Linked DNA regions of Homo sapiens: regions 2 and 3 are each linked to region 1. Evidence: read pairs that join two places in POLR2A ChIA-PET (ENCODE). Cell type or tissue: Panc1. All regions are shown on one strand. Links, peaks and the distances in the headings refer to the core of each region. The heading gives the core; the rest is flanking DNA. Region 1 overlaps LOC124902740 (a long non-coding RNA gene). Region 2 overlaps YAP1 (Yes1 associated transcriptional regulator). Region 3 has its middle 34 kb from the start of MMP7.

Region 1 (5,991 bases), core at 1,992-5,991:
GGGTGTATCAGAGAGGCAAAAAAATTGTTCCAAATATCTGCAGCAATCCCATTGTGTCATGGTGAGATGGGCGAAAAGGTCTGTCAAAATCAGGTTAGCTGAGAGCAGGGGATGTGGATGTTAATTTTAAGGCTCCGGAGGAGATTTATGGATCTGCAGGCCAAGAAAATGGGCTCAGAATTAATATCTGGGAGGAGGGTATAAAGGAGCTTAGCAAAGGCAACAAAATTAGGAATATATTGGTGGCAATAACTAGCTGCTCCTAGAAATTTACATAGATGTTTTTTTGGGAGGGGAATGCACAAAACTGACTCTAGGCATTTTGGGGCGAGCTTTTGAGTGCTCTGAGATATGACAACCTAGCAATTCAATCCTACATAAGTAACAGTTATTTGCACCCACTGAAGTTTAGGTTGGAAGGCTTTATGGCCTCTGTTGAGCTAGTGCCTTTAGGAAAATGAGGGAGTCTGGAAGAGTGGGTTGCTTAGTTCAGTAACAAACTAAAAGATCATATCGGAATAATGAACAAGAGTAGAGCCTTGGGTAAAGGACACAGAGTCTAAGCTGACTTTAAGGACTCGGGAAAACACTGAAAAGGACTCATGGTATCCCTGACCTATATGAGTTCATGTTCATTTTCTCCCTCTAAATGTGAATGTAAAGAGAAATTTTGAGTCAGGGCGCAATGGAATTGAACAGAAAATTGAGCAGATGTCAATCATTGTAAATCAGGCTGTATCAGCAGAAATTGAAGTAGAAATGTCAGCTGGATTAGGGACTAAGGGGTGGTGAAAAATCACAAAGGAGTTTATGGGCTCTTAGATCTTGTACAAATCAATAGATTTTATTCCTGTCTGAATCAAATGTTCCTTATTTCTTTACTGGCAAGATTAAGGTATTACAGAGTAAGGAAGGAAATAAAGACAAGAACACCCTCTGTAAAAGACAGTCTATTATAAGTTTGTTGACCTAAAAGGAAGAAGCTGAGGCAAAATTAAAGAGTTTTTCTGTGCCAAGGCTGAGGATTGCAGCCTGATTCCAGGTTGCCTTGGCAAGCCTTTGGGAGAACAAAGGAAAGGCTCAAGTTTTTAAAGAAAAAGGACGAATCAGGAGAGGGAGTGATTACAAAATACGTTCATCAAGAATTCTCACTGATTTACAGAAACACATTGGTTAGTGATTGTCTATACGTTGTTAAACTATAGGGTATATGACATCTTATGGCTGTATGGCATCAGTTAGTCTATAGCTCATATAGCACATATAGCTTCAAGAGGTAATTCTTTAGCTCAAGGGCGAATGAAACCTGACTGCTGTTATATTATAAATACCTCTCTGGGCCTGATAATTTAAAGGAGTTTGCATTCCTTAGATAAAAAGGGTTTTTTTTTTTTCTTTCTTTCTCAGGTTTAATTTCTTGCTCTGCATTTTGTGAGAGGGCATACTGAGCTACTATCAGGAAAGATTTATTCTTTTCCAGGCAATAACTACAGGCTCCACACACAGTAGCAATTCAATCTCATTGGCATGTGAGGCTGGGAGATGAGTTGAGACATCTTTAAAGGTTGCTTCCTCTTCAGAGGATTTAAAATCAAGATGAATTTCCATTAGGGAAAGGAGGAAGTCTAAGGCCAGGGAAATAAAAATGCTTCTCTCTTTACATTGTATAACACATCTCCACCTAACAGGTTTGTTGGTGAGGACTCAGAAACTAGAAAACCTTGACTGAAAACACTCCCACAGGGTTGACAAGCATTGCATATTGGTTTCTAGAGAAATACAATTATAATTCAGCATTAATCAGGCTGCACTTTGGCCCACTTCCTTGTTGCTGAAAGGCACATAGCACTAGAATCTGAGCATCTGCAGATGTAACCACATTGTTCCTCTGGATAGGATTGCTGACATTAGGGTTGTAAGACTGTTTAAGAGTTGATTTGCATCCCCATTATTCCTACAGACAGGATCTCTGACATAAGAATCATACGTTTTGTTTCATACCCTGAATTCCAGCATAGAGGAATGGGATCAGCATGAAAATACAGCTTCTTCAACTCCCATGTCATTAGTTTACCCTGTACCCTTCAACCAATCAACAATCTCCACACTTTGGCCTACTCCAAAATCCTTAAAAACCCTAACCCCAAAATCCTCAGGGAGGTGGATTTGAGGTTTCCTCTCATCTCCTCGTTTGGTGGCCCTACAATTAAACCTCTTTCTCTGCTGCCCCCAATATGTGTCTCCGCATATTGATTTGCTGTATACATTGGGCAATGAATCTATTAGAGTTACATGATGGGTGTTAAGAAGGCCTAAGGGTATTGCAGTGGCCTGATACATGGGCAATGAAATACGTTGCCCAGAAACTCCAATAGCTTGAATAGAAGCAGAGGTGACAGGGAGAGAGATCCTCTGAGCAGATGGTAGGGACAGTTGCACCAGTGGCAATTAAGTATTACAGTTCCCAGCTGGCCCTGTGGCCCATGTCTATAGTCTGAGGCTGAGACAGGAGGATTGCTTGAGCCCAGGAGTCCAGTCTGTGCAACATAGCTAGAGTTTGTCTCTTATAAAAAAAGAAAGAGAATTTCAGTTCCCAATCCTCTACTGTAAGTTTAATAGTGGGATCTAGGGGGTGACTGAAAATTAGCTGACCCCATCAATCGATGGGGTATTGTCCCACAGAAGAGAGAAAGCTGACCTTGTGAAGGTGCTGGGGTCTAGGGAGATTGTTATTTAAGCTTTCCTTTCTCATAAGTCTAGGACAGCTGTTTTTCCAATGCCCTTGTTTTTTACAATATCTGCAAACATCTGAAGACAAAGCTCTGTGGTTGGGGAGAAAGGTGAGTGGGTTTTGAGTTTTCCCTGGAGTTATGATTTTGTTTTTGTAAAGAATCAATTTTCAAAGCAAGTACTATTGACTTTAATCCGTTTTTCCTCTTATTTTCCTGCAAGTTATTTTTAAAGAATTGCATAGCTCCTTCTATAATAACATTCAGAGAATGACCTGTCCAGCCAATGACACTATTTTGGATTTGCCTCTTTGTATCAGGGTGATTTCTAACCAAGGCAGAATTTAAAAATTGTTCATGTCCTAGGGCTTCAGAATTTAATGCAGTGAACCTTTCAAAAGTTTGTATAAATCATTCCATATAGGCCTTAAGATGTTCCCCTTTCTTCTGAGTACATAATTCAACCCTAGACCACTTCACCTTAGAGGAAAAGGCCTCTAATATTGTCCCTATCAGGCCCCATAACTCAGCCATTTCCTGGTCAATTGTAGGAGGACCTGGGAGAAGTTCTGGCCACTTATTCCCTCTAGAGGTAAGACATTCATTTGGGGGCTTTCTGGAATGTCTGATAACCACAGTATAATCATGGGTGTAAAGAACACCCCTTAGTAGCCAGTGGAGGTTCCTATGAATGGGGTTATAAATGGCCACTAATCTTTCTAACTCCTCTCTAAATTTGATAGGCTCTTTCAAAAGTGGAGACAAAAGGGCTTTGTAATTTAGAAGATCTGTTTCTGTCCAAGGGACATGAATTCTTTGCAGTAGGGATCCAGGATATATTCACAGGAGGCATTGTATAGGAAGGTCTGTGGCTGAGGAGTCTGATTACAGAACACCAGGAAGTAGGAGGAGTTGTAAGGTACAGCAAAGCAAGACTAGCTGCACGTACCAGGGCCTGTGCCAGGTTTATTTTCTGGCTGTCAGCATTGACACAAGTGACCTGTATACTCTGAGCCTAGAGATCAGGCTGGAGTGCTCTCTGAAAATTTTGCAAGGAAAGGAAAGATAAAGCAGGCAGTTGATGTTTAAAGGATTTTCTAGGGAAGCTGGAGTTTTAGAACTTACATAAAAATTTGTGGAGGAGGTGGGACTGGATTTGGAGGAGAGTTTAAGCCAGTGGCCCAGAGATCAAAAGATCTTCTGGAGGATCAGGGACTGGAAGTTGGAGATAAAGGGGTATATAGGAACTGAAATTGTCTCCTTGCAAGTTTCACCCATTGTTCTTGGAATACATGTTTGCCTTCTTCACATGAGAGATTCCATATTTTTCAGAGAAAAAGATCTCATACTTCTCCCACCCTGAACCACTTTTCCAAGCTCCGTTCCTCCAATTCTTACTAACATGTTCCTAGACCTTTCACCATCTCCTTACATGCCCTGTTCTCAACATCCTTCTGATATTGAACAAAATATTCAAGAAGAGCTGTGAAACAGATGAGTACAACATAATTGAAACTGATAGCCTTAGGCCTATTCTAACAGTGTAAACATTTCAGAGCTCAGGGAATCCCTAAAGATGATCTAGTCTAAGCCCTTTACTTCACAAATGAAGAAACTGAAGTTAATTACTCATCAGAGCAAGGCACAAGACAGGCTCCTGGTCCAGTAGATAGTCAGGAGTGGACCCAAGCCTGGAATTTCAAGTTAATTATCTTATTCTATTTGAATTCTTATTCTGATGCAACACGGAAAACCCCCTGTTAGATCTGCAAGATCTAGCTCCCTGCCAAAGACTATTTATTCTCTCTAAAGAGATGATGAAATTATTTTAGAAAGAGGGCCAAATGTCCTATTTGAGAGGAATAATTTATAGTCATTTTATCTGTTTCTCATGAATTATCAGCTTCTTGGTAGCCTTTTAAAGAAAGGGTTAATAAAATAGTTTACAACTTGTTAAAAGAGCTATAGAAAATTATATTAAGTTCTTATATAAACTCTTTGTATGATACTTAAATTTTTTAGGTCAAACATAAACTGAATCTCAGTAAAAATTATAAGACAGAGGCAATTCAGCTTAAACCATAAGTGGTCCATGTCATACATCTTTTATCTCCTATAGAGAGAAAAATAAACTTAAGACTAATTTTTTAGAACAAGAAAGGATAACCCATTTGCATCCCTATTTATCACTTCCTTTCACTGTGTTCACTTTTTTCAGGAAAAAGTAAACCAAATCAAGTAGAAAATGTCAAATTTTTAGTGAAGACATTTAAACACTTCAAAAGGGTGAGCAGTTACATTCCTTTTAAAGAATTCTATCTTAATATTGATGAGAGAATAGTTAAAAAAGGATCATAAGGCCTCCTTTGCATGTAATATGTATAACGTATAGTGAGACAATTTGTAAATAATCTAGTGAAAAACTGGTTTTACTAATCTGTTTCCCTAAAATAAATCTGCCTATTTGTAATTGAGAACTTCCTGGAAAATGAACAATAAACACATAAAAGTTTTACTTTTATGTGCATTACAAACTTCGGCTGTCAACAATTTGCACAAATTATTTTGGGAAGAATCTTCTTATATACTCTTCCCTCTGAAAGACTGGTAATTTAAAATAGGAAAATGCACAATCATACAGTGTTAGAATTGCATTAGAGAGTCACATAGAGACCACTCTAGATTTTTTTTTTTTTTTTTGAGATGGAGTCTCACTCTTGTGGCCCAGGCTGGAGTGCAGTGGTGCAATCTCGGCTCACTGCAACCTCCGCCTCCTGGGTTCAAGCAATTCTCCTGCCTCAGCCTCCCGAGTAGCTGGGATTACAGGCATGCGCCACCATGCCCGGCTAATTTTTGTGGTTTTAGTAGGGATAGGGTTTCACCATGTTGGCCAGGCTGGTCTCGAACTCCTGACCTCAGATGATCCACCCGCTTCGGCCTCCCAGTGTGTTAGGATTACAGGCATGAGCCACTGCAGCTGGCCCACTCTAGATTTTTATCTTGAGAATTGCAGATAACCCTATTGGGTCAGTTTTCTTACACTGTAATCATCCTCACTTTTGATACTTCCATCTACTTCAGTGGTTTTCAAAGTGTGGTCTGGTAGCATAGACAACACCTGAGGACTGGTTAGAAATGCAAATTTTCAAGTCTCACATTAGACCTACTGAATCAGAAACTCTGGCGGAGGGGGCAGCCCCCATATTTTCATAGGTCTGCCAGGAGATTCTGATGCATGTCAAAGTTTGAGGATCAATGCTAG
Region 2 (8,241 bases), core at 2,498-6,497, 270 kb after region 1:
GGAGACCATCCTGGATAACATGGTGAAACCCCGTCTCTACTAAAAACACAAAAAATTAGCTGGGCGTAGTGGCAGGCACCTGTAATCACAGCCACTCAGGAGGCTGAGGCAGGAGAATTGCTTGAACCTGGGAGGTGGAGGTTGCAGTGAGCTGAGATTGCGCCACTGCACTCCAGCCTGGGTGACAGAGCAAGACTCCATCTCAAAAAAAAAAAGAAGAAAAGACATGACTCTTCTTTGTGATCTATTTCCTGACATCTACCTTAAGGTTATTTAGAAAATAATAGGATGAGAAAAATATACACATGCTTTCTTGATACAAATACCACCAGATTTCTTGATCTATTTCAAATATAACCCTATACTTGAATTTCATACATTTACTGATAACTTTCCACAATTATGCCAGGTAAATATTAAACACTGACAACTAAAGCATATATAACAAACCAATATTTTAATCTCCAGCATATGCAAAGAAGATTTTTAAAAACCTCTTTCAAGTTTTTTGCTCTGGTCTGGGCAAATCTGAGTAATTACCTCTAATCTTCGTATCTTAGAAGCTTTACTACTAATAAGCCTCACCTTTTCTAAAACTTTACTATTTTAAAAAATCTAAGAATTCCTGATAATTTTAATAACAGTAAAGATTTACTTTTCTATTCAAGTATGAAACAAAGATCAAGAAGAATTTGACTTATTTATCAGATTCAGGGTATAAGACCTTGGGAAAAAAGGAAACAATTTCAACATTTTTTTGGCATGGAGGACTTTTTACCTGAATCCAAATCTCCTTTGAGTTAATTTCTGCTCCTATATTAGTTTCTATTTCATTTATCATGAATAAAATTCTTCTTTCAGAAACACTTCAGGCCAGACGTGGTGGCTCACGCCTGTAATCCCAGCAATTTGGGAGGCTGAGGTGGGCGGATCACGAGGTCAGGAGATCGAGACCATCCTGGCTAACACTGTGAAACCCCGTCTCTACTAAAAAATTCAAAAAGAATTAGCTGGGCATGGTGGCGGGCGCCTGTAGTCCCAGCTACTTGGGAGGCTGAGGCAGGAGAATGGTGTGAACCCGGAAGGCGGAGCTTGCAGTGAGCCGAGATCACACCACTGCACTCCAGCCTCGGCAACAGAGCGAAACTCCATCTCAAAAACAAAAACAAAAAACAAAAACAAAAAGACAAAACAAAACAAACACTTCAGAGAAATGGCAAAGAAAAAAATGGCTTCACGTTATAAAGACCCAATGCTATCCTGCACTTCACAGTCAAATGGTATATTAGTGCCCCCTCATCATAAGAATGTCTATGCTCAACTTTGGTGAAGATGGCTTATTATTGAGTTATCCCTTGCTTGGTCTTTTGATTAATGGTGGCATTTATGAGATAGATAAAGAAGAATAGAGATTTTCCCTCTCACAAAATTAACTGGTTTCTATGAAGACTGTATCTGACTTTTATCATCATGGTGCTCCAACGGACAACTTAACAGTATCCAAAATGAGTAGAATTTTGCCAACTCCTACTTCTACAGCAGATTCTAAAACAATGTACTTATTTAGCATAGTGCAGAGTAAGTTACATAGAAGGTGAGGCATTATATGGTTGCTTCTGCCCCAAGAGAAGTAGAATGATCCTCTGGCTCCGAATTTCTTCTAATCTTGTGGACCTCAAACACCTAAAATCTTTTTGGTTTTAAGAACGAGATTCTTCCCACGAGTCAGACAAGTGCCTGTGTTAGAAGAAAAATTGGCCACAATCTTTCCTTCTAAATAAGATGCCTTCACAACCAGGGCTCCCTGGGGTTCATCAGAGAATGCTGATAAAAGCCAACAAGAAAACCTGAAACACTATCCAGGCAGATACTCTCCTGATAATTTTGATATTTTTCCTTTGGAATGTCCACTAGAAAGAATTTTTCTCTTCCTCATAGTATCATGACTCTAAAATTTCCTAAAGTAGCCTATCCAAGTAAATACTGCTTTTGTTACTGTTCAATTTATTAATTCCTTTAAATCATTACACATACTATTTTAAGCTATTCAAATAAAAATTAGGCATACCTAGCTGATAGGATGTACAACTGAGACACAATACATTTAAATATAGAATAAAAAAGACCTCCATGGAATCAAAATAAACAGAAACTCCCTAGGAGGAGCAGGGAGGGAGCAGACTGTGTAGACTTTCTTGGAAGGGCAATGTTAACCTGAGTATCTTGGTAGAAAGATGGCTCAAAGTTATTCTCTGGGCTAATGTCCAATAAGGACAGGACCCTGGAATGTAAGTTTCTCTTTCCTAATTTAATATCTTTTTTTTTTTTTTTCCAGTGCTAAAACATCAGATAAGAGCCTACCTGACATTTTGGAGAATTTGCTGTGCTGGGATTGATATTCCGCATTGCCTAAGAGTAAAAAATAAGACGGATAAAAATTACTTTAAGCCACATGGTCTGGCTGTGTAGGCTGACTTACAAATTGTATCCAGACATATCACCATAGCACAGAATTCCCAAGCTACCCAAGAAGAAGCAGACTGACGAAGACAGGAGCCAATGGAGTCACCACATAACAAAACTGGAACCTCAGAAGTTTTTAACAGCATTGAGGATAGGACAGCAAGACTTTAGGAGTCAGAACTAAAAAATAAAATTTGATATTGGTCACGTAGGTTCTTTGTTTCTGAGTATTAGATAAAGCAGATACAATATATTTGATGTTTCAGTGCTAAGATAAACTGTCAAGGGAAGAAGTTCACAGGAAGCCAAAAGACTTAAGATATACTGAATTTATTGTGATTACTTTAAAAAAATCTAAAAATAGTCTATTAGTATGAGAATAGAGCAGGTCTGTCAACTTCAACATAAGAAAAGACGACACAGTAGGCAGTAAAGATGAAACAAAGAAGTTACCTTTAAAGGAAGTGAAGCTATTCTGTCCAGGACCCATCACCCAGAGTAAGTTTGAGAATAAAGATTTAGGAAAATCTTTGGAAGGAAGAGTTTTACAAATAGCAGCATTTGCCCACCAAAAAACCCCAGGATGATCTATGGCATAAAACAAAATGGCGAATGGCCCCATTTCTAGACTTTACAAATTATCTTAAAAACAGTATGGTTTTGACATTAGTAATTAAAGAACTTTTTTTTTAGTTTCTTGATTTTGACAGTTTTTATTCATAGTGAAATTGAGACCTGTATTTACTTAGAACAACTACTACTCGGCAACAACAAAATGAAAAACAATGAAAATAGGTTACATAAAACATATTTTAAAACTGCTCTTTTTTTTTCTATTAGCCATGTAATTATATTTTTGATGGTTCTAAGGTGTTCTAACAATAGTAGACGAAAAATATTCTTCCTTTATGGTAATTTGTTAGAAAGTCAGAGGTACAATAATGCTTCCTTTCTCCATCCTTTTTTATGTCAGATAAAGAAACATTTCTTTCAAGATCACTTTATAGGGGCCAAAAGGAAAACTTCCCCTCTACCCTCTAAAGGTTCGCTGAAAATGAACTGATAATAGACAAATTAACAGGAGAAAATGGCAAACAAATTTATTTAAGGTGCATAAGCATGGGGGAAATTGCAAGACAATTATTACCCAATAACCAAGTGAGTTCCAGATACTATATAATACCCTTCTTCACAGGGGAAGGGGACATGAGGGAAATGACGCCATTTTGAAGGGCAGTAAATGATTTTTAGGAAGAATGAATGGGCCCAGTACACAGACAATGGTTAGTAAATAATTCTCTTTGGAAACTGAATGGGATCTGAGAACAGACAATAGTCTGGGCAAAGTTCCTCTGAGCTCTCTAGGTGTGATATTTAATTTTTAGTCTTTTCCTCTGTCATACAAGTTTCAGGCTTCTCTGGTTAATGAAATTTTGAGGAGGGGATCAAAGGCAATTGTATTCCTTTTGGTGGGTCTGGTTTCTAGGCAGATAAAGGAACTTCAAGGAACAGCCTCATCCTGTGCTTTGGCATAGAACTTGAGGCTGCTTCCTTAGTTTGTCAAAGAACCATATTTTGGAGTATCATTTTCTGAGCCCCAACAAGTTCCTGACATCGTATGTTGGCACATACTGTCTTACTCCTTCTATCAGGGTTTACCTTTGATGCCAATCACACTAGAATTGTATGGACAGATTACCGACAAAGCACAGTTTCAACGTGAGCCTGTCTCAGATGCCATGGCTTAATTTAACTCCTGAAGTACCAATTCCTCAAACCCCAAATCAGAGTTCAGGTAGTACTGAGTTCACATATTTTCACTGACACTCAAGAGATACTTTTAAAATACAGCCCTAAAAAAAACCCAAAAAACAAAAAACAGACCTTTAGGTGCCTCCTTCCTGGTAACAGAAATGTAGAGCTTTTTTTTTTTTTAAGAGACAGAGTCTCGCCATGTTGCCCAGGCTGGTTTCGAACTCCTGGGCTCAAGCAAACCTCCTGCCTCGGCCTCCCAAAGTGTTGGGATTAGAGGCATGAGCCACCATGCCTGGCCGAGTATGACGATTTTTAAATGTCTATACTTAGCATGCTGTGATTTAGCTAGGGAAAAAATGGCACAGATACATGTATTTTATGTATGTAAACAGAGTATCTCTGGAAAAATTAACAAAAAACAAAAAACCTAAGAAACTCATAGTTATTTAGGCCCCATAGGAGAGAACTAGAAAAACAGGGAAAAGATCTTATTTTGAGTGTACTTTCACCTCTGTACATCTATCACTAGTATACCATTTTTCTATTATCTATTCAAAAAAATTTTATATGGAAATTTAAAAATATCTACGCTACTTAACAAAAGACCTTATCTCCAATATCTGAACTTAGTAGATTTAACCACTCTGAAATAAGATAAAGTAAAAATTAATGTTGAGATTAATTATATATATTAGGAACATAAAAACCAACAGTACCTTCTGGAAGAAAGCTGATGGAATTGGTGATTAAAGGGCTTCAAAGCTCTCTACTATGTCCTACTTTCCCCAAAATAAAAAAACATCCATAAGCAGGTAATTTTAAAGCACACTGGCATCTTCTAAACTTGAAGATAACTTTTTGTTTTTGAGACAGAATCTCACTCTGTCACCCAGGCTTGAGTGCGGTGGCACAATCTTGGCTCACCGAACCTCTGCCTCCGAAGCTCAAGTGATTCTTGTGCCTCAGCCTCCTGAGAAGTTGAGATTACAGGTGTGTGCCACCACGCTTGGCTAATTTTTTTATTTTTAGTAGAGATGGGGTTTCGCTAAGTTGGCCAGGCTTGTCTTGAACTGGCCTCAAGTGATCTGCCCACCCTGGCCTCCCAAAGTGCTGGGATTACAGGCATGAGCCACCGCACCTGGCCAAAGGTAACATTTATTTTGTTTTCAATGAAAATTCTTAGATTCGGTAATACCGAAGTATATTTGTCATTTGAGAAATGTCATATTGGTGTATCCCGCCACGTAAGTTATTAATAAAGGATGTTTTCTCCTGAGTGATGTTCTAGAATTTCCCCTTTAGTGAAATCCTCAGAAAAACAGCAATCCACAATTCCATGTACATTAGAGAAAGCATCCTTGCTTCCTTCAATTTTTGCTCAATTGCAATGACCATGACCAAAACAGCTCTTCATGATACAGGTTTCCAAGTCACATCCCTTGTAACTTGATCAAAGGCCATTCACAGTCACAAAACTAAGACAAGGACAGGGCTGGATAGAATGCTTCTGTGTCACTCAGTTTTACAAAGACAACATTCCTCTGTAACTAATAAATGTTAAAATGAAATCTGCCCAACTTTAAGAAAACAAACCCCCAAAAGTGGAAGGCTGGTTTCTAACCTGTGGCCTCACCTGCCGAAGCAGTTCTTGCTGTTTCAGCCGCAGCCTCTCCTTCTCCATCTGCAGTTGCTGCAGTCGCATCTGTTGCTGCTGGTTGGAGTTGCTGCCACCCATGACGCCTCCCTGTGGGCTCTGGGGAGCCAGGGGTGGTGGCTGTTTCACTGGAGCACTCTGACTGATTCTCTGGTTCATGGCTGAAATGAAAAGAAAAAAAAAATCTGTCCTAAAAAACTAGTGAAGGAAGATAAAATGATGATTTAATTATTCAAAAGCAATTTGGGATATTCGATGTAACTTTTTTGGGCAGGAAGACTGGAAATAACCTAAAAATCCATCAATATCACAATGACTACATTAATTTATTATTACTGTTGTCACAAGATACAAGGAAGTCATAAGAGAAAAGAAACAAGACGTAGTTTTAACATGCAATAAGGAACAGTTTCTAAGGACTTACTAAATTAAAAGCAAGGTGCAGAAGAGAAAGTGTTTAAAAAAAACGGGGTGGGGGAAGGGAGCGGGGGTGAATATATTGCATATTCAGAGGATATAAAAATTGATGAATAGCTAAGAAGCAACTAACATCTTTTGGCTCCAGAGATGGGAAACTGGGTGACTAAAGGACAAAGGTGGAGAACCTTATTTATAACTTCTGAAGTGTGAATGATGCAAATTCATTACTTCTTATGAAATATATAAATTAAAAATTCATCCACAAAAATTAAGACAAAGCATTCCAAACAGCAAAGCCCATCAAAATAATCAGCCCTTAATATATCCACATACACATCCCAATAAAGCAAGTAGATTAAAATGATCTGATGCTTGCTCATATCAAATTGAGTCCACAAGTATCTGGATGACATGGATTTGTCTCATTTGACACCATGGTAACCCCCAGCACAAAGCCTAGGTAGTAAAAAAAAAAAAATTTTTTTTTGAAGCTGTAATACACCATTTGGTGGTTAGAAATGGACTGGGTTTTTATACTAGTGAATTTCTGTCACTGATACAACACTGATCAAACTGTGAATTAACCTCAGTGAGCAGAGGGAAGTTTTATGTGAAAATGTTAGTAAGAATAATAAACCTTTTCAGATACATATTCAACTTAAGTTGAAATTTTGGGTCACTGTTTCTACTAAATGTTTAGTACACATTGACTAAAGAAAACCCCAGGTCCCAATGGCTTTGCAGTCATTCAAGGAAGAAATAATACCAGTCTTACACAGCCTCTTCCAGAGCATAACAAGGAAAGAATACTTTCCAACACTTATAAGGCCAGCATAACCTTGATACCATACAAGGATATTAAAAGAAAGGAAAATTACAGGCCAATCTCTCATATAAACCTTGCTACAAAAATCCTAAATAACATACACTGACAGCTCTTATAACTTAATGGTCTCCCAGTCACACAGCAAACTCCTTGTGATTTTTAATGTGTCCCATTATAACAGACTGGCTGCTTGGTAAATGCCATTTCTTCTTGGAGACTACTTGAGCAAAACCTCACAAGGCTGGGCCCATCCTATACATTAAGAATTTTCTTCTCTCAAGGAATTGCCTGGGAACTTTTCCATATTGTCTACTGACATTTATTGCCTGATTCTAATTTTTTACTTACAAATTTATATGCTCCCTCAGACTGAGTGCCACAGGAGTATGGGTCATATCGTAGTCATCTATGTGTCCTCAATACCTAGCACAGCATCTGGCACAAAGTGTGCGCTGAAAAAATACTGAGCCATTTCTACATAAGTTGAGTAGTTACTCACTGAGGCAGAAACTATTTAAGACAACAGAAGTCCTACTTTTAATTTCTCTTTACATTAGCACACCTTTTTTTTTTTTTTTCCCCTTTTCTGTCTTACTATGTTGCCTAGGCTGGTCTCAAATGCCTGGCTTCAAACAATCCTACTGTCTGTCTCTCAAGCAGCTGAGACTGCAGGCGAGCATCATACCTGGCTCAAGACTGCCCAATTCTTCTATCAGGCTAGCACAGCACCGAGACAGAACCAAGGATATTAAAGAGAGGAATATTACAGACCAACCTCCCTCAGAATAATGCCTTAGTTCAATCCAATCTTCTCAGCTACCTGTTAATAAAAGATGACTGCATTATTAACTTATTTCTATTTTTTCTGTTCTTTTTCCCTCCAGCTTTTCTGTGTTTCATTTTCTAACTTTTGAATTGAACTTAATTCATTTACATCTTTTTTTGGAAGACTTAAGTCAATAAACTTACCCTTAAGTCCTGCTTTACCTGCATCCCACATGTTTTGAAATAGTATAATTCATGACTGTTCTATTCCAAAAAACGTGTAATTTCTATGGTGACTTACATTTAATTCATGAGCTATTTTGGAATATATTTTTATGTTTCCAAACATATATTTTAC
Region 3 (8,241 bases), core at 2,060-6,059, 88 kb before region 1:
CTAGTGGAGCTGTGAGAATAGGGCCACTGTTCTCCAGACCCCAGAAAGGCAGATCCAACAGCTCACACTGTGCACCTGGAAAAGCTGCAGGCACTCAATGCCAGCCCGTGAAAGCAGCTTCAGAGGCTGTTCCCTGCAAAGCCACAGGGGTAGAGCTATCCAAGGCCTTGGGAGCCCAGCCTTTGCATCAGAATGCCCTGGATATGAGACACAGAGTCAAAGGAGATCACTTTGGAGCTTTAAGATTTAATGGTTACCCTGCTGGATTTTGGACTTGCATGTGGCCTGTAGCCCCTTTGTTTTGGCTAATTTCTCCCATTTGGAATGGGAGCATGCTATCTGATACTGTATCTTGGAAGTAAATAACTTGCTTTTGACTTTACAGGCTCATAGATAGAAAGGACTTGCCTTGTCTCAGATGAGACTTTAGACTTGGACTTTTGAGTTAATGCTGGAATGAATTAAGACTTTGGGGGACTGTCAGGAAGGCATGATTAGTTTTGAAATGTGAAAAGACATGAGATTTGGGAGGGTCCAGGGGCAGAATGATATGGTTAAGCCTTGTGTCCCCACCCAAATCTCATCTTGAATTATGTTCCCCAGGTGGGAGGAGCCTGGTGGGAGGTGATTGAATCATGGGGGTGACTTCCTCCATGCTGTTCTCATGACAATGAGTGAGTTATCAGGAGATCTGATGGTTTTATAAGTGTTTGGCACTTCCTCCTTCTTTTGCTCTTTCTCATTTTTTCCTGCCGTCTTGTGAAGAGTTGCCTGAATCCCCTTGATCTTCTGCCATGATTGTAAGTTTCCTGAGGCCTCCCCAACCATGAGGAACTGTGAGTCAATTAAACCTCTTTCCTTATGAATTACCCAGTCTCAGGTATTTCTTTATAGCAGTGTGAAAATGGACTAAAGCATATATTTTACCCAATATTGATAAATCAAATAAAAGCTTCAGCTATTTAAAAAAATTACTAAATCAGTCAGATCTGCCAAAGATTTCACGTTACTATGTAAACTTAAAGTCTTATCATTTTTTTGAGCTAACAGTCTTTGTAAAAAGAATTTTTTAAAAAATCAAGTACATTTAACATATTAAAAATTCAATTTTCTTATTTTCTGTGAATTGGGGAAATATTTGAATTATATAAGGGCTTACTTATCTCTATAAAAATAAGATGAGAGCTTCTTTAAAAGACATTATAATCTAATTTATAAATACTTTCTAGTATTAATACTTTCTGAAAGCTGAAAAACTTTTCCAACTCTTACAATTAAAGGGCAGTATCTTTCCCAATGACAAATACTAATACATATAGACACATTGATATGTAGAGAGCTTGTGGCTTCAGTCTTTCAATTGTGCCATGAGTCAAGAATAAACACAGAAATACAAACACTAACTAGGCTCGATATAAAAAATCTAGTCTTCTTCCCAGTGGGCACAACGTTCTGAATTGATTTGAGTTCACAAATAGATGAACATAAAGAAAAACAAACAAAAACTTACCAGATTCTCTGTTGTTTTTTACCCAACAAAAAAATCTTCTCCATCATGTACGGCGATCACCAAATGGTTACATCATAAAAACCAAATTCCCAATCATTGCAACAACCAATTGAGAATAAGTTGTTGACTATAGGCAAACCAGAAACAAGAACTAAACACAAAATTACTAGAGAGAGAGGGATAAAACTAGATAAACAGAGAGTGAGTTAGCAAAGCCAAAGTTCTACTATTACTTGGAATTTACTCTGGCAATCAAGAAAAGATGTGCCGACGTTAAGCAACCATTGGTAAACTTCTCCAGCAACACAGTGTAAGGTGAGAAAACCTTCTTTTCTGTAACCATCCTAGGTTCACAGTTGAGACCTCTTAACAAAAGACAGATTCTCAAGACAAAAATATACAATTTATTTAATATAAGTTTCACATGACACAGAAGCTTTCATTAAAAAAATGAAGACCAGAAAAAAAATGGTAGAATCTGCATATTTTTATATTAAGTTTGATGACAAGTGAACTGTCATGGAGAAATATATTTGGACAAAATGTATGATCTAATAGTAATAAAATGGGGAAAACAGCAAATCTTTGCAATCTCCTGATGAGTTCTTCCTGCCTGCTGCACAGACAAAACTGATTCATGGAGACCATGGCACTGCAGTAAAGAAAGAGTTTAATTGACACGAGGCTGGCCCTGCCATGCAGGAAACAGAATTATAATATTACTCAAATCAATAGCCCCAAAGGCTCAGAGTTTAGGGTTTCTGTGGAGTTTGGTGGGCAGAGGGCTAGGGAATGGGTGCTGTTGATTGGCAGGGGATGAAATCATAAGGGTGTGGAAAACAGTCCTCAAGCCCTGAGTCCACATCTGAGTGGGGCCACAGGTTCAGTTGAGTCATGAGTCCATGTTGGGTCTGTCAGAAAGTGTCTCAAAAAAAAATAATCTTAGGTATTACAATCGTGATGTTATCTACAGGAGCAATTAAGGAAGTCACAAATCTTGTGACCTCTGGCCACATGACTCCTGAGCAGTAAAGGATTATAGAAAGATGCCTACATCTTAGCAGAGTTCAGCCCACCACCCCACATAATCCTATTCTTGGGGCCTTTCATTAGTCTTACAAAGATGGTCTTTGGTCCCTAAACAAGGAGGGGATTTGTTTACTGAGGGATTATTCTCATCCTTGCTTGCAAGTTACATTATAAACAGGTTGGGTGCAGTGGCTCACGCCTGTAATCCCAGCACTTTGGGAGGCCAAGGCAGGCAGATTACCTGAGGTCAGGAGTTCAAGATCAGCCTGGCCAACAAGGTGAAACCCCATCTTTACTAAAAATACAAAATTTGCCAGGTGAGGTGGCGGGCGCCTATAGTCCCAGTTACTTGGGAGGCTGAGGCAGGAGAATGGTGTGAACCTGCGACGCAGAGCTTGCAGTGAGCCGAGATCGCACCACTGCACTCCAGCCTGGGCGACAGAGCGAGACTCCATCTCGAAAAAAAAATAAAAATTAGCCTGGCGTGGTGGCAGGCACCTGTAATCCCAGCTACTCAGGAGGCTGAGGCAGGAGAATTGCTTGAACACGGGAGGTGGAGGTTGCAGTGAACCAAGACCACCATTGCACTCCAGCCTGCGTGACAAGAGTGAAACTCCATCACAAAAAAATAAAAAATAAAAAAAATAAATTTCTCCCAAAGTTAAGTTGGCCTATGCCCAGGAATGACCAAGGACATCTTGGAGGTCAGAAACAAGATGGAGTCAAGTATGTCAGATTTCTCTTATTGTCATAATTTTGCAAAGGCAGTTTCATCTTGTTTGTACAGATTATTCTCAGTGTCATTTTATCTTCAAAGATAAGGACATTCCTTTCCTCCAGGTATTGGGAGGGCACCCGGCCTCTTTCTTCAGGGAAAGATCAGAAAATCCTTCCTAGGTTTCATGGTCTGCTTCAGGAGAGAAAGACTGGGAGGAAAGTGGAGTGAACTTCCTGCTTTTCAAATGTCTTCAGCTTAAAATATTTAATATGCCAAGGTGCTATATTTTGGAGTAATGTGTCCTGAACCCCATCAGAAGTTTACTTTGTCAGGAAAGCCCACTTGGGCTTTTCAGTGGAACCTTCAAAATTGCTAAACTATAATTTTTTACAAAGTAAAATCATGACTCTCAAACACATGTAAAATGAACCTGTGTCAAATAATTTGTTGATTTAATTAATTAATGAGGAAACAGAATTTGGAGAATGAGGAGAATTTGGAGATGTATACATGCAACTAGGAATGCTAAAATGGTTTTGCTAATAAATGCAAAACTGATTGATATCCCATAGGTCAGTAAACATTTTCAAGTTTTATCTCTATAATGTTTTATAAAACATAATAAAGTTTTATCTCTAAATGCAATATGCCTTTGCATTTCTGTGAACAAGAATCAATTGCGGCCGGGCACGGTGGCTCACACCTGTAATCCCAGCACTTTGGGAGGCCGAGGCGGGCAGATCACAAGATCAGGAGATCAAGACTATCCTGGCTAACACGGTGAAACCCCGTCTCTACTAAAAGTACAAACAAAATAGCCTGGCATGGTGGTGGGCGCCTGTAGTCCCAGCTACTCGGGAGGCTGTGGCAGGAGAATGGCGTGAACCCAGGAGTTGGAGCTTGCAGTGAGCCGAGATCGCGCCACTGCACTCCAGCCTCGGCGACAGAGTGAGACTCCGTCTCAAAAAAAATAATAATAATAATAAAAATAAGAATAAAAAAAAGAATGATTTGCATTACTGTGGACAGGAAAAACCTGCATTGTTATCAGTTTTCTACAACTTAGTTTCTATTTCTAGGGAGCTATAAAATAGCCTAGTCATCAGAGAAAGTCATAGGTGAGTCATCAGAGAAAGTCATAGAATCAGATACTCTCTGGAAGAGACTTACTTTCATGTATGTGTCAGGGCGATGAAAAACCAACACAGGTACCTTGTAAGCATTCCACTAGAGTTAGCCATTATTTGAAAGTAAGCTCTAATATTAGTTCCTAATATGCTGGGACTTGGGGTTTCAATTCTTTAATTTCCTTTTGAAGTAACTTCTACAATTAAAAACTATACATTGAAAGTTAAAATTGAACAGAAGAGAGTCCTCTAAGTCAAAGCACTGCTTTCTCTTCCCATTTTGAAAAACACTATTCTTCATAAAACTGGTTACTGGGTGAACCTACTGAGAGAGGGGACATCTGAGAGAAGGGACACTGCTTGGGTCAGGGCTTTTGAGGACAGGTGATATGGCTCAGAAGTTCATCTGAGCACCTAAAGGCAGTGCTTGGCATCTGGTAGTTGCTGTTCCTTCAGGTCTGGGAAAGTGCGGGTGGGTCCAGAGCCTCCAGGCAAGAACTAGAAGATATTCCTCTGTCTGTATTCACCCTGGAACCACCCTTCAAACCCACACCTGATAGGTAATCGGAGATGAGTACTGAGGCAGTACAATGCCAAAATAATGGGCTAAATAAAAAATTTTCATCAAGTACTTTTGGGTACAACCACAGTTTTATCAAAAACATAAGAAACTCTTGGCATTTGAGGTTTTGACAGTTGAGGTTTCAGCTTTTTGCAAGCACAAGATGTCCAAGGACATGAGTTTGCCATTTTGCTAAAGGGCAAATTTGGTGCACTTGCATCATGAGGATGGTATAGATGGGAGAAGTACATGAGCAGTAAATCCCTCTGGCCCGTGGGCATCCACATTATAGCATGGCTTACCCATATCCCTCACCAGTGTCAAGTTTCTGCTGTATTTTTAACTATCTTTCATATGCTCTACACTCTAGGGAACAGAAAAATACAAATACCATATAATTGGACAGGAGGTTGTTATTTAAAAAAAAAAAAAAGAATGCAAAGAAAGAAAGGGAAAAAAGACAAATTCCTTACCATCAAAGAACATTCATTTTCATTGGGAAGGCAAGATGAAATTAATAAAATGGTCAACACCAGAGATAACATAGCCAAGAGCTGAAGTAGTTCTATAAGAGAATTCCAGAAAAGTCAAGGGGCCCATGAGTGATTTTGGAGGAGTGAGGTTTTGAATTTCATCCTGAAGGAAGTACACAATTTGGGCAGATGGAAAAGGAAGAGTGGGCATTGCATAAATAAAAAGGGGAGTTGGAACAGGAAGATAGTACCAGGAAATGGAACTAGTTTAGAATGTGCATGGTGTAGAACAGGAAAAGGATAGCCTTTGGTGTCAGAATTAAAGTAAATAGAAAGTAAAATTTTTTCATAGGCGACAAGAAGAAAATAGCATTGAATAAATTCTACATTGTGCCAGCTTCTTTCATCTTATTATTTAATATAATCTTTTTTAAAAAATCCTTTATGAAGGAAAGATCAGCATCATACCCACTTTACAGATGAGTACACAAAGGAGACCCAAGGAGTTAGGGGTCGTGACCAGCTAAGATTTATATCCCAGTCCCCAATCCCTGTGACTCTCAACTCTTCTGACAACTCTTAGTGCTTTTTTTTTGAGACGGAGGCTCACTCTGTCTCCCAGGCTGGAGTGCAGTGGCGTGATCTCAGCTCACTGCAACCTCTGTCTCCCAGGCAAGCAATTCTCCTGCTCAGCCTCCTGAGTAGCTGGGACTACAGGTATGTGCCACCATGCCCAGCTAACTTTTTTGTATTTTTAATAGAGACGGGGCTTCACCATGTTGGTCAGGCTTGTCTCGAACTCCTGACTTCAAATGATCTGCCCACCTCGGCCTCCCAAAGTGCTGGGATTACAGGCGTGAGCCACTGCGCCTGGCTCTGCTTTTTCTAATTACACCTCATGGAGATGCCCCCAAAGAAGAGGTAAGTATTTGACTACGTTCTGGATGTTAAACTCCTGAGTGGCAGGAACTTATTGCCCAGCATTTAATTGATGCTAAATACTCATTAGATGGGTGAATCAAATTATAAATCAGCGGAGAATCCATTCTTAGAAGATAAATGGTATAAATACACAATAAAGGGGAAATCATCATAATTTTTAAGGGAATTATGAAGAGTTAGGACTCTTATATTGGGCTTACATTGGAAAGATCCTGAAAATCAAGCTGAAAAACTGGAATTTATTCCATAAAAAAAATGTAGGTTACAAAATGCAGTTTTTCACTGGAGCTATAAGATAAAGGTGGTGTTTAAAATAATATTTTAAATTAATTAGTTCTCCTCAAGGTAACTGAAAGGAACAATTACTTACATACCTTGTGTGAATATAGTGGACTTTCATATCTAGAGGAGGAGGAGGAGGACAAGGGAGAAGAATCACAAGGAGCAGGAAGAGGGGGAAAGGAAGGCAAAAAGAAGAATAAGAAGACAAAGAATAAAGTCAGGAAAGAGAAGATGAGCAGCAGGGGCAGTAACAGTAACAGGAGAAAGAGAAAGAGGAGTGGAAGAAAGTAAGAAGGAGGAGAAGAAACAGCAAGTGACAAACCACATCCTTCTCTTAGGAAAACATTGTAAGTTTATTCAACAGACATAAAATTACTCTGAGAAATTGCTTACAAAAGTTTACAAATGCTTTCAAGTTCTGTAGAAATCTCATTACAGACAGGTAGTAAACAGTTTGCAGGCAGGCCTTGGCCCATGGACCACATTTTCGGTAACCCTGGGCCATAGGACACAGCCATTCAAAATAATGTGCCTTCATTTCAAACTTGTCATCATATGAACAATATTATTCAGCAGGTTTCCAAACTGAGGATGCTGTGACTAAAAGTTATCATCTGTAAAGTGTGTTAATATTCTATACACTAGTTTTGTGAAATATTTTAAAATACCACAGAGAAGGAAAAGAAGGAAGGAGGAAAAAATAAAATTGGCGATCCATTTCATAACTGCACCAAAAATTATTTGAATAGGGCTTTTTCATAAAATATCACAACCAAGTGTCAAAATTCCACTGAGGAGGGAATAAAAGAACACTAGGTTAAATTTACCAGGTGAGAATTTAGTGAGGTGCAGCAGTCCCCCTTTATTCACAAGGGTTGCATTTCAAGACTCCCAGTAGGTGCTTGCAGTGGGGGGATAGTACCAAATCCTATATATACTATTTTTTTCCAATATATACATACCTAGGATAAAGTTTAATTTATAAATTAGACACAGTAAGTGATTAACAATAATTAATATTAAAATAGAACAATTATAGCAATTTACTGTAATAAAAGTTATTTGAATGTGGTCTCTTTCTCTCTGTCTCTCTCTTTCAAAATATCTTATGTTCATAAAAATAACCTACTGCGGTTGACCGTAACTGAAACTGCAGAAAGTGAAACCACAAATATGAGGGAGCTACTTTATAAATAAGAATGTTCTTTACAACGAAAACTGTCAAGTACTTCAATGTAATAGCTGTCATGCCAAGAAACCCTGCCTAGTAGCCTAGCATCATGAGACTTAACCTTGCCTATTAGGAAGTCAGCCAATTTCTGCCTAAGATTTAATTATTCTTCTAACAGAACCCAAACTTCTAACACAACCCAAACTCCAAAACATGACCACGTGGCTAATCTGCCTATGGTGTGCCAAGAACTTCAAGGCAGTAAAGCTTAGGAATTTAAGTACCAGAGAACACGAAACCACAGACTATTAAAAAATATAGTACAGACAGTCCCCAAGTTAAAATCGGGTGTGTTTCAAAACTTTCTTCATTGGCTCTTCAGAACTCAGAATACTTTTCCCATAATGATGATATTATAAACTAACAA

The links. Peaks named below come from ENCODE experiments on the same cell type or tissue, not always from the same donor. Only the 100,000 strongest peaks of a DNase experiment are listed, where the experiment ranks them.
Region 2: POLR2A ChIA-PET joins it to region 1 with 5 read pairs; 2 of 35 experiments call an interaction of 5 or more read pairs at or near these places.
Region 3: POLR2A ChIA-PET joins it to region 1 with 5 read pairs; 4 of 35 experiments call an interaction of 5 or more read pairs at or near these places.

The regions. Positions count from the first base shown.
Region 1 is chr11:102,474,680-102,480,670 of GRCh38, reverse strand. The region is part of intron 1 of LOC124902740 (a long non-coding RNA gene); the gene reads right to left. All of the region lies in intron 1 of LOC102723838 (a long non-coding RNA gene), which reads right to left. Among named protein-coding and RNA genes, the nearest start is that of TMEM123-DT, 25 kb to the right of the region's middle. RefSeq lists a silencer at 3,721-3,770. In Panc1, for the core only: no CTCF peak of the experiment used is centred there; no DNase peak of the experiment used is centred there; H3K27ac peaks cover 2,020 bases.
Region 2 is chr11:102,203,685-102,211,925 of GRCh38, reverse strand. It overlaps YAP1 (Yes1 associated transcriptional regulator), which reads right to left. Exons shown (of 9, transcript NM_001130145.3): 5 at 5,852-6,033; 6 at 2,362-2,409. Among named protein-coding and RNA genes, the nearest start is that of YAP1-DT, 97 kb to the right of the region's middle. In Panc1, for the core only: no CTCF peak of the experiment used is centred there; no DNase peak of the experiment used is centred there.
Region 3 is chr11:102,560,475-102,568,715 of GRCh38, reverse strand. No RefSeq gene overlaps it. Among named protein-coding and RNA genes, the nearest start is that of MMP7, 34 kb to the right of the region's middle. In Panc1, for the core only: no CTCF peak of the experiment used is centred there; a DNase peak (open chromatin) is centred at 4,385; H3K27ac peaks cover 2,162 bases.